2 separate regions of the Mus musculus genome follow, and region 1 is linked to region 2. Evidence: chromatin loops called from intact Hi-C (ENCODE). Cell type or tissue: left cerebral cortex. All regions are shown on one strand. Each heading gives the region's core, and the rest is flanking DNA. Links, peaks and the distances in the headings are about the cores only.

Evidence for each region. Peaks named below come from ENCODE experiments on the same cell type or tissue, not always from the same donor. Only the 100,000 strongest peaks of a DNase experiment are listed, where the experiment ranks them.
Region 1: it touches region 2 in a loop (6-fold over the local background); 8 of 42 quality-filtered maps call a loop at or near these places.

The regions. Positions count from the first base shown.
Region 1 is chr9:14,334,277-14,339,655 of GRCm38, forward strand. No RefSeq gene overlaps it. Among named protein-coding and RNA genes, the nearest start is that of Gm34156, 33 kb to the right of the region's middle. In left cerebral cortex, for the core only: no CTCF peak of the experiment used is centred there; a DNase peak (open chromatin) is centred at 2,902.
Region 2 is chr9:13,229,107-13,234,485 of GRCm38, forward strand. No RefSeq gene overlaps it. Among named protein-coding and RNA genes, the nearest start is that of Jrkl, 14 kb to the right of the region's middle. In left cerebral cortex, for the core only: a CTCF peak has its summit at 2,621 (motif pointing right); a DNase peak (open chromatin) is centred at 2,665.

The DNA of each region.
Region 1 (5,379 bases), core at 249-5,248, 1.1 Mb after region 2:
TTTCTAGTCCTAAATAGGCCACATGATTTAATACAAGGTACCTAAGTTGGTCCATTGATCCACTCTCACCTAGGAATATGGACTACAAGACTCAGAAAAACTGCAAAGTGTTGCGTTTCATTGGAGATGGGGTCTTTCCTTCTATATAATAAAGTTATAAATCAAGCTGACACTTCTAATGTAAGGTTCCCATTCTGTGGTGAGAAAGTCCATCTCAGAAAACCTCTGCCACCAGAATCTCTCAAATTTGACGTGACTCAAAGTATGGGGATTCCATAAAGTGCCACTTGTCTTGATATCTGGAGATCTGAGATGGCTTTACAACACTGAAGCAGACAGCAAGTAGACTAATGGAACCTCTGTATATGAGTAAGATGGCTTAGGGAAACGGGGTGAAGGAGGGTTACAGGCCAGGACAGTGGAAACAGCCAAGGAACAGGAGGACCAGTGGTGCAGAGAAAAAAGCCCTTACTCCCATCCTCACGCTGGCTGCAAGAAGGGATGGAGCAGATGTGGTCCTCACATGAGCTTACTCATGGTGGTGATGGGGGGTGGGGGGGATAGGGATGAAGAGGAAAGGCAAGAAGACCAAACAGCTGCCTAACTACATTGTCGCGTCCTCTCTCGACCAGCAAGAACGACACGACCACCAGTTCTTCTAACAGCAGTTTATTCAGCAAACTTCCGTTTTCATCTCTCTCGCTTCATCTTTTTCTCTCTCCTTTTTCTCTAACCCGGGCCTCTCACTCTTATATACTCTCAACCCTCATCCACTCACGGCAGGCCACATCACCTCACCAGGCATGCTAATCAGGGCGGCAGGGGCATGTCTCCACCAAAATGGATTCGCCAGTATCCTGGTGCACCTGCGCAGCTCTCACGATGGTCGTGGCTTATTTTCAGGTGTATGAGGAAGTCAGGTGCAAGTCATAAGACTTAGCTGCAGTCCCTGGCGCCTTCTTGGGACTGCTGCCACACCTGCTCCTCACACTACATGTTGGAGAAAAGGGAAAGACAAGCAATAAGAGTAAGTGTTGAGGTAGATCAGCCAGTTCATGCTGGCATGCCAGTGAGCGGCAGGTGCCCTGTGATATGTATTACAAGCTCTGTGGTAGTGTCTCAGCTCCTGGCATCGAGGAGTGATGGAGGTGGGAATTCCCTCCACCTGTTGCCTGCTTGCTCACTGCCAGCCAGGTCTTCCCTCCCCAGTTACTTTCCCAGGAGGTTCTAGGACAGAACGACTATGGGCCTTGGCCAGTGGGTGTTTTCCCCGCAAAGTCAGAACAGCTGAGAATCCACTCAGAACAACAAAAGACTGTGTGAGGTGGAGGAGCCATCGCAGGCCCTAGCCCAGCTGTAAGACAGATAGGAGTTCGTGGCACACTCTGGGTGCCTGGTGAGGTGTGGAAGCATGGCTAAAATGTCTTGAAGCTGTTGTCAGTGGTTCTTATGTTCATAGCAAGTACAAGCTGCTTGTGAGCCCATTGGTAAGCAGTGGTGTTGGGGAAGGGGCAGTTGGACTCTAGTCAGCAGGTGTTGGGTTCTCACTTCATTCCTGGGATGGCATAAGTAAAGGCCTACTGTAATGTGCTGGTCAGTGCCGCCACTCTTACACCAACACCAGCTAATCAACTCTCCATGACCTCTTCAAACCATCTGTTTGAAACAGTTTGTGGCTGCCTTTCTATAACTGCAACCCTAGATGAACCATTTCCTCCTTGGTTAAAGAGGCAGCACTTCTCAGAGTGAAGGGACAAAAGCGATTGGTGCTAAGGAGCAAAACTGTGATTGGTCAAAAACACAAGCATTAATGACTGTGATTGGTGCTAAGAGGATGGTGGATCCAAACAAGTGATAGGTCCAAACACCCCTTGGGAAACATTCTCTCGTGCTGCTTGCTTATGACACGAGGCCCAGTGAAGGATGGAAGCTTGCTGGCTCACCCTGTCTCTTCTCCCTCCACCCTTCCTTCACCTCTTTCCTCTACGTTCTTATGCAGGGTAGGCCTGTAGTGGAGACAGTACAGATGGGGCAACTGTGGACTTGACAGCTTATAAAGAGGTAGACTCAGCAGCTGGGACCATTAATGCCCAGTCTTTAGTCCCCATCACTGTGCTTCCAAATAGTAGCCACTGCTTGAGAGCTGAAAGTCCTGCAGTAGGTGGCTCTCCTGCTGTGTACCCTGCCTGTCCACTGGAGACCCTGTCTGCTTTCCTGAATCCTACCTGATGGCCAACAATCTCACTAACAGCAGATGCTGATGCCCACTTCCTAAGCAGTCAGCTAGCTGTTCCAGTTCCCAAGGAGTAACATGTGCCTGGCTCTCATGCACAATCCCAGGGATTAGCCAGCTTCTCTGCTAATCCAGGTAGCAGATACAGAAGGGGTCAGGATGCCTTGTTAATAACAATTCCAGAGCAACCAGGTAGAAAATGAAGTGTGTGTGTGTGTGTGTGTGTGTGTGTGTGTGTGTGTGTGTGTGTGTGGAGAGAGAGAGAGAGAGAGAGAGAGAGAGAGAGAGAGAGAGAGAGAGAGAGAATGAGAGAGAGAGAGCGCGCACTGAGGAGCCAGATAGGAGAACCTGCAGGCCTTGCTTACCAGCAGAGCTGCAGAGAGCTGGCCACTATAAACTGGCCACTATAACACTGGCCACTGCCAGGAGTCTAGTGTTCTGATCCTGAGGCCTGCAAAAGTGCTACAATGTTTGTAGGACTAAGGATCCTAGTGTCCAAGCTGACACAGGGACTATTAACCATGCTCCCCCGCTGGCTGCCACCATTTCTGTCAGACCAGCATTTAACAACCATCTTGCTCACCCTGGATCCTACCCAGGTAGAGCAGAGCTCTCATCCTGCTGATTCTTGGCACTTGGACTCTTCCTCACGCCTGGAGCCCACACAAAGTGCTACATGATGGGCCCTTAAGGGAACAAAGCCCTTGGCGAAAGCAAAAATTACCCAGCCAGTGTGGGGTATATCTTAGTCATGCCAAGCCAACACCAATGCAAAGATAACAGTGCTTGCCACGGTGATTTTTATGCTAAGACAGTCATATGCTCACAGTTACTGAGGTCCAGGCCATCTGGATACAGCCTAACCAATTTGTTAGTTGTCTGAAACGTACCTCAGACTAAATCTTGATACCGATTCAGCAAGGTCAGTTTCAGCTGCACTTTAGTTCTTGAGAAGTGTGGTCTTATGTGCACAGTCCCATCTAACTGGGCACATGGGCAGCAAGGCCTCAAGGTAGTGAGCTTGTGCCATGTGACAAAGCTGCAGAGCCCGAGCCCACCTCAAATGCCAGCTCTGCCAACTGGCTCAGTGACCTTGGGGAGACTGTGTTCATTACATTAATTCCTTAGAGCTCTTACCTTCCTTCTTCAGCTTGTGGGAGCAAGAAAAAGTCACAGGGTCTCCACCTGTCCACTGGAGACCCTGTCTGCTTTCCTGTGATGATCCAGCCCATGCGTTCAAGGCCCCCCTAAGCTATATGGCCCCAGTGCAGACCTTCAAGGCCCCCCTAAGCTATGTGGCCCCAGTGCAGACCTTCAAGGCCCCCCTAAGCTATGTGGCCCCAGTGCAGACCTTCAAGGCCCCCCTAAGCTATGTGGCCCCAGTGCAGACCTTCAAGGCCCCCCTAAGCTATGTGGCCCCAGTATAGACCTTCACTCCTCCTCCCTGCAAGTACCTGTCCTCACCCACAGCTGCAGTCTTCTGTCTGCCTCTGACCACACACCCAGCACCTCAGCTTTTCTTGAAGCTGCCATGTCTACTGAACTCCCACTTGTTTTTCAGGGTGCAAAGCAAATGTCACCTCTTCTTTGAAGCCCCTACGCCCCACCTTCTCCAAGAAGTTGCTCTTTTCTCTGCACCCCCACTCTTCCTCTACCTCCCATGTGTGAATAATAAATAACACCAGGCACTGAGGGTCCACCAGGAACTTAGAGAACAGGCTTTGAAGTGAGCCCAATCTTGGAATAGAAAACACAAGACAGAGTGACCCACTTGCTCAAGGGCACACAGCCCATCACTGGCCAAGCCAGGCCCTCTGACACCATGTGAGTGCTCTGGACCACTATGCTGAGCTGCCACTGCACTCAGGCCCATCCCGTCCACTGGGGGGCAGGGGGGACAGCCAGGGGTTGGATTTTAGCCACTTCCACAGTTCCTAGCACCTGGCACAAGACTGGATACCAGGTCCTGTCTGGCAGACACTAAAGCAGGAGGACTGAAAGAAAACTCCTAGCCCAGGAGAAGCCTTCCCCGACCACATGCCAGTCTCCTCTCTGACCATGGTTTCCAGTCTCTTCATTGCAGTCCTGTCCACTGGGCCTAGTATTGTCTCTTTGAGGTGGGCTTTTAAAAGCACTACTTCCATTCTATCTGGTTGAGAACCCCAGGTTTATCCTGTGGAGCTCTGAGCTCAATGCTACAACAAAGGCTATATTCCTGTGGAATGTAGAACGGCTATGTAAAGAGAAGAAACGGGGCAGGATTTAGACAGCACCAGACTTGCAGAAGAGCCCAGACTGGCCACAGAGTTCCCAGAGGCAGCTGTGATATCTAGAGAGAAGAAAGCCTTGAAGAGGGAGTTCTTTGAAGGCACAGCTGGCTGCACACCAGTCTTGGAGCTGGCAGCCTGCCTTGCTCAGACCAGCCAGAATGTCACTGGGAGGGTCAACAAATCAGAGGGTGTCACTTTAAAAAACCTTCAGAGCTGGGTTCTAATCAGCTTTACATGAAACATCATTTAAGCCAACACTTAAATGACCTGGGTTGAAAACGCTGACTTGGAAACTGCTGGAAACCACAGTTGGGAGGGGACAACTGCTGCCAGGAAGGGTTGGGATGGAGGCATCCCTGATCTGATGCTTTGTCACCACTCTGCAGCTGATGAGCTTGTGAGTGTTCAGACCCCTGGTAAATATACACTAAGCATGACATGGACAACAATGTTTCAAGTGGCATTTAAAAACGCACAAGATAGGGTCATGACCCTTACCTAACTCTGTCACTAAGAAGATAGAAGACAGAGGCCGTGGGGCATGGTCAAGTCCCTTAGGGCTGCTCCTCTTAGGACTGCTGGAGAGAAAGACTCAAGGACCATCAAAGCTGCCCTAGACAGACAGGGCACTCTGACCACAGAAAGGGAGGGTGCAGGGAGGGGCATGGATGGCCTGCATAGCAGGAGCACTACCGTGGGAGCAAGATGGCTGTGAGGGGTGAACATGGTCAGTGGGTAGAGAAAAGCTAGGGCAGGGCAGGGTCCATGTTGGACAGTAGTGAGAGGAAAGGAGGAAAGAGCCCAGACAAGAGTCTCTAAGCACAATCCAAGTGACTTGGCTTAGCCCAGGCTTCTGACAAGTGGGGGGGGGGGCTA
Region 2 (5,379 bases), core at 245-5,244:
GCAGAGATTTTGATTAACTCTTTTTCTTCTAAGGCACACTCTCACCAAGTAGAATCAAGTGTACAATCCTCCTGCCTCAGATTCTCACATGCTAGAATTATCAGTGTGTATAAACTCACTCAACTAGTTAATTCTCTTCATCACCATTTAGGTCTGTCTCTGCCCTATCATATATGCACACCAGCATTTCAATTCTAAACATCCCTAAATCATCTATAAGAGATTTTTTTATACATGTACTCCTATTCCTTTTCATGGTTTAGTTTGGTTTTCTTGTTTAGGAGATTTGGTTTTGTTTTGGTTTTTAAATATGTACTCTTTTTATTGTAATAATTTTCCCCCTTGTATTAAAAATGGATCATTTTCTTATAGAACATATCCTAGTTACAGTTTCCCTTCCTTCTACATCTCCCAGTGCCTCCCCACCTCCCCTCTCATCCAGATCCCCTTCCATTCTCTCACTAGAAAAGAACAGGCTTCTAAAAGATAGCAACAAAACATAATTTAAAAAAAGATATAATAAGTTAAAACAAAAAAAAACACATCAATATTAGAAATGGCAAAACAACAAAAGCAAAAGAGCCCCAAGAGTAGGCACAAGAATCAGAAACCCACTCTTTCATACACTCAGGAGTCCCAGAAAAACACTAAACTGAAAACCAAAATACGTACACAGGGGACCTGATACAGACTGGTGCTTGCTGATTCCGTCTTTGTGAGTTCCTATGAATTTTGCTCAATTGATTCAGAAGCTCTTGTTTACCAGATATCTTCTGGCCCCTCTAGCTCTTACACTCTTCCTGTCTCCTCCTCCTAAGGGTCACATTAGCTCTGAGAGGAGAGATATGGTAGGAACATCCCATTTAGAGCTGTGTGTTCCAAGGTCCCTCTACTGTGTGTGTGAGAGAGGGGGTGGAGTGGGGAGAGAGACAGAGAGACAAAGACAGTCAGTCAGACAGTCAGACAGACAGACAGACAGACAGAGTAATATCTGGCTGTATCTCTGTATTTGTTACCATAGCAGAGTGTCATTAAGAGTCACTTTATCATGAGCTTTGGTTGTTGTTTGGTTTTATGACAGTAGGATTTAGTTTTACCCTAGGTCTCTGGGCTATCTAGTGTCTGGTTTTTGGTCACCCATGCAGTGTCAGGTATAAAATCCATCACATGGAGTGGGTCTTGAATCAAATCAGATATTGGTTGGTTATTCCTAGAAGTTTTGTGTCACTATTGCCCCAGCATATTTTTCAGAAAGGATAGATTGTAGACCAAGTATTTTATGGCTAGGTTGGTATTTGTGTTTTATCTTTTGGTAGCCTGCAGAATTGGGTAGGTACTCCTTATTAGAAAATAGGAACTATATTTTCATGTTTAAAGGGGGAAAAGGCTGCCTGTCTTTGAAGAAAGTTATGAAACCTAAGTAGGTGAAGTACTGGAAATATAACTGCAGGTGTTGGAGTTTTTCAGTATCTGTGCCCACAGTTTATGGCAAGTTTCCCAATGAAGTGGAACCTCCTGGTTTTATGACCTGTTTCTAGAAAAAAACTCAGCATTGCCAGTTTAACAAAACAAAGGAAGCAGAAAAAATACATCGAACAGAGACTCCCCTGGTGTTGACTTTCTTCCAGGGGTCAGGGCAGGGGTCACGAGACTGGAAACGGGGCAGCATTGGAATGCCAGAGCACCATTGTTCCTCTGACTGGAGTCATGTAGCCTTAACTGGCTACTGTAATCTGCTCTTTGCTGTGGGGTTTCTGGACAGTCTTCTCTTTCTGCTGCTCCTCTTCATTGTTTACGTTTCCTGCAGGTGTGAGCTACATGTTGAATACATCCCTCCAGACCACTATCCTTACTTTGTTCGATCCTCCCCACTGTCCCTTTCTCCCTCCAGATGGTTCCACTGAACATCTATGCATAAATTAAGTATATGCATGTATTAAATGCATACACTATGTCAAAGTCACCCAAACAGCACCTTATTTTTAGTATAACTTCTGTATGTACACATACACCTCAACCTTGAGTTTAGTCACTTGGTGCCTAGGGGCTGGGGATGCTTGTTTTACTTACTTGGTGACAAAGCTCGGGCAGCTCACAAAGCAAAGCTTCATATGGTAAAGAAACAAACCAATGGCTTAAAATCATAAGAAATATGGAACAAAGAGCACATTTGCATTCTTAAGAAATTGTCCTTTAGAGCTCTTATACCCCACCTAGACAGTCAGAAAAAGCTCAGAGTGACAGGGTTGCCAACGTTAGCAATGGTTAGATGGTAACTCATGTCTATGCTTTTAATTGTATGGAAAAGTGCAAAGAGTGACAGAGAGGGTCTAATTTACAGAATGAGCCTTGGACTTCAAATATACATTTGAGGAAAAGCAAGTGCAAATATCATTCATCTTTGAGTCCTCTACTAAGCTAAATATCACACGGGCTCCTTTCTAATGGAACTCCCGTGCAAGAACTTCAACACAAATTTTACATGCAATGTGTTAAGAAACTGCAAGTTTAATTTGCTGAGTTACTGCATGCTTTTGTTCCCACAATCATTGTATTTTTACATTTAAATACAGCTCATTATTTTTTTTTTACGGCAGGCAATGTTCTAATCAACCACAAGATGGCAATCACAGTCCATTTACCATGCTTGGGAGCAGCTGCGTGGCTCTGGGTGGCTCAAAACCTCCAGAATTGTTATCTGGATTTTCTTTGTCAAAAATTAAGACTTCAAGATCACCCATGCTTCCAAATGAAGTTCAACTCAAAACTGTCAATAAGACAAAATTTCAACAAGAAACAGCAACAAAGATATCCATTTTTAAGCTTCTGTGATTTTCTGCAAGGTATGCACACTTGTCTTTTTTAGTGGGGGAAGGGACATTCAGGTATGTAATTGCAGGTCTTCTGTATGGGGATTCTGAGAGTCTCAACATCTGTCACTCCTACAAAGCTGTGTTTCCTTCACAAATACAGCCTAAGGAGTCGGAGGGTCCACTTATGCGTTCTAATTAACACTTCAATATCTCTATCCCTTCTGTTCTTTCTTTTTTTTTTTTTTCTTGTGCTACTTTTCCATACTGAAAAAAAAAAAAAAAACCCTAAAGAATATCACCTTTCACAGAAGATGTAAATTGCCTATAAAGACTTACTACTGCCTTCTTCAAGCATGTGATGTTCATTTTGGAATTCAGCACTCAAGGAGGTCTTACAAACATTAGAAATGACTGCTAAAATACAAAGAAAAAAATCCCATTTATTTTTCAACCGTTTCCTCCAGGGAGCTATGTTAAACTCCACAGGCTGTGTGCAAGCCACTATTTATTTAGTTCTTGATAGTGCATTGTTCTCCAGAAGTCATTGAGTTTTCTCATCCTCAGGCATCCCCAAAGAGGGCAAGGAGCTGGCGAAGCTTAGGTGTCAGTGGGGGAGAGGACTCACTGTCGTCTGCAGTTCTACCCCACTGCATAAGATACATGTTCTTATTGTTTCCATACATGGTCTGACTAGTTCCAGGTTTGTACTTTACTGACTATATCTTCCTATCGAAAGGGGGCTAGGATTTTGTCCTAGGGTTTCATTGCTGTGAAGAGACAATATGACCATAGTCAGTTTTATAACTGGGGCTGGCTTACAGCTTCAGAGATTCAGCCCATATCATCATGGTTGGAAGACTGCCATCTTCTTTCTATAAACTCATTTGATGTTATCAGAAATCTTCCTATATTCTCCCTTAAGGGACTTGCTTTTCTGACCCCACCTTTGGTTCTTTAGCACTTATCAAATTTATATACCAACCATGGTCTCACAGTACTGAGATGCTGATCTGTCTGCTGCTGGTGTCTTCAAAGTCAACTAAAGCCTACATGTTCATGCTGCATTTAGCAGGGACAGTTGTTGTCATAACTATAAAATAGTCCTCGAACTAATGTTCAGAATCCTAGTTACATGTGGGTTTAAAGTGTGTTAATACTATTCTGTTTTAATTATGTGAAAGAAAAATTGGTCTACAAAAGAAAAAATGAAAAGGCTTGTACATACTGGGGCAGGAAGAAATCAAACTCCCTTTGTTCATGAATGACATGGCAGGTTTAGTAGGAGATTTTAAAGAATCGATTAAAAAGTAACAACTATTAGAAGTTGTGCTTGATTTGGTAATAGTAGGCTTCAAGACACAAGTCAATATTCAAATTTTAATTATTTTCACATATTCCAGAAATGAGTGATTGGGGTTTAAATACAGAAACACACCACTTACAGTAGTACTAAAGAAAGAAAGACAATACCAGAAAATAAACCTGGGGGTTGGGAAATAGATCAGGAACAGCGTGTAGCACCATGGGCCCATCTGTTGCATCGTGAAAATAAAAATAAACCTAACAAACTATGTGCAAGACCATAGAGTACAAAGAACCACAATATAAAAATCCAAGGCTCTAAACAGAAGAGAGACGGGTAAGTAAAGTGCCCACTCTCCCCCAACTGGATATTGGGTCTCAGGATTTCAGCTGTGAGTTGTACACATTTCTATAATCCTGTAACCTCTGGGGAGGTTAGGGCAGGAAGACTGCTAGTGAAAGGGCACATAAGATGACAGAACATGACACCATCTCAAAGTAGGGAGCATGCAAAACTTACAGGCTAGGGTGTATATCCAGCTTTCTTGTTTCTTTATACAAAGCCCCGATTTAATGTTGTATCAAAGGAAGCCATTAGTCTCATTCCTATATTTTCTATTCTGATACCTTGCAAATTATCTTGTATTTCCCAAAGATGGCTGCATTAAGAAACCTGGGAATTAAAAAACAAAACAAAACAAAACAAAACAAAACATAGTTATCCTAGATCAAATCCTCTGCAAAGATCCATACTGATCATTCTTAAAAGACCTGGGAGTGATTCTGTGAGAATAATTGTTCTTGATTTCAAAAAGTGCTAATGACTGACCAAAACATTTACTTTCCTTTATTATTTTGTATGAACCTGTCCATGCAAAGCAGCTGACTGGTTGGGGAGGTATCCCACCGTTCGGCCCATTCCTAGCCCAGTATCTATCCCACATGGATAGATTGGTAGATATCCCACTGGATTCTACCAATACATAGCTGCTGAGGAAAGGAAGGCACAAGAGCAAGGCCTGGGGAATTGCCTAGTATATGTAAGATCTTAGTTTAATCCTCATTTCTGGGAAAAAGAAGCTACTGTGTATTTATCATATCCTCTTTCACTATGTGCTAACTTCACATAAAGAAACCTAATGGCTTAGAAGATGCAAAAATCACAAGGTAAAACAGTATGAATTAAGATTCGTGGTGGCGCACGCCTTTAATCCCAGCCTGAGTTCGAGGCCAGCCTGGTCTACAGAGTGAGTTCCAGGACAGT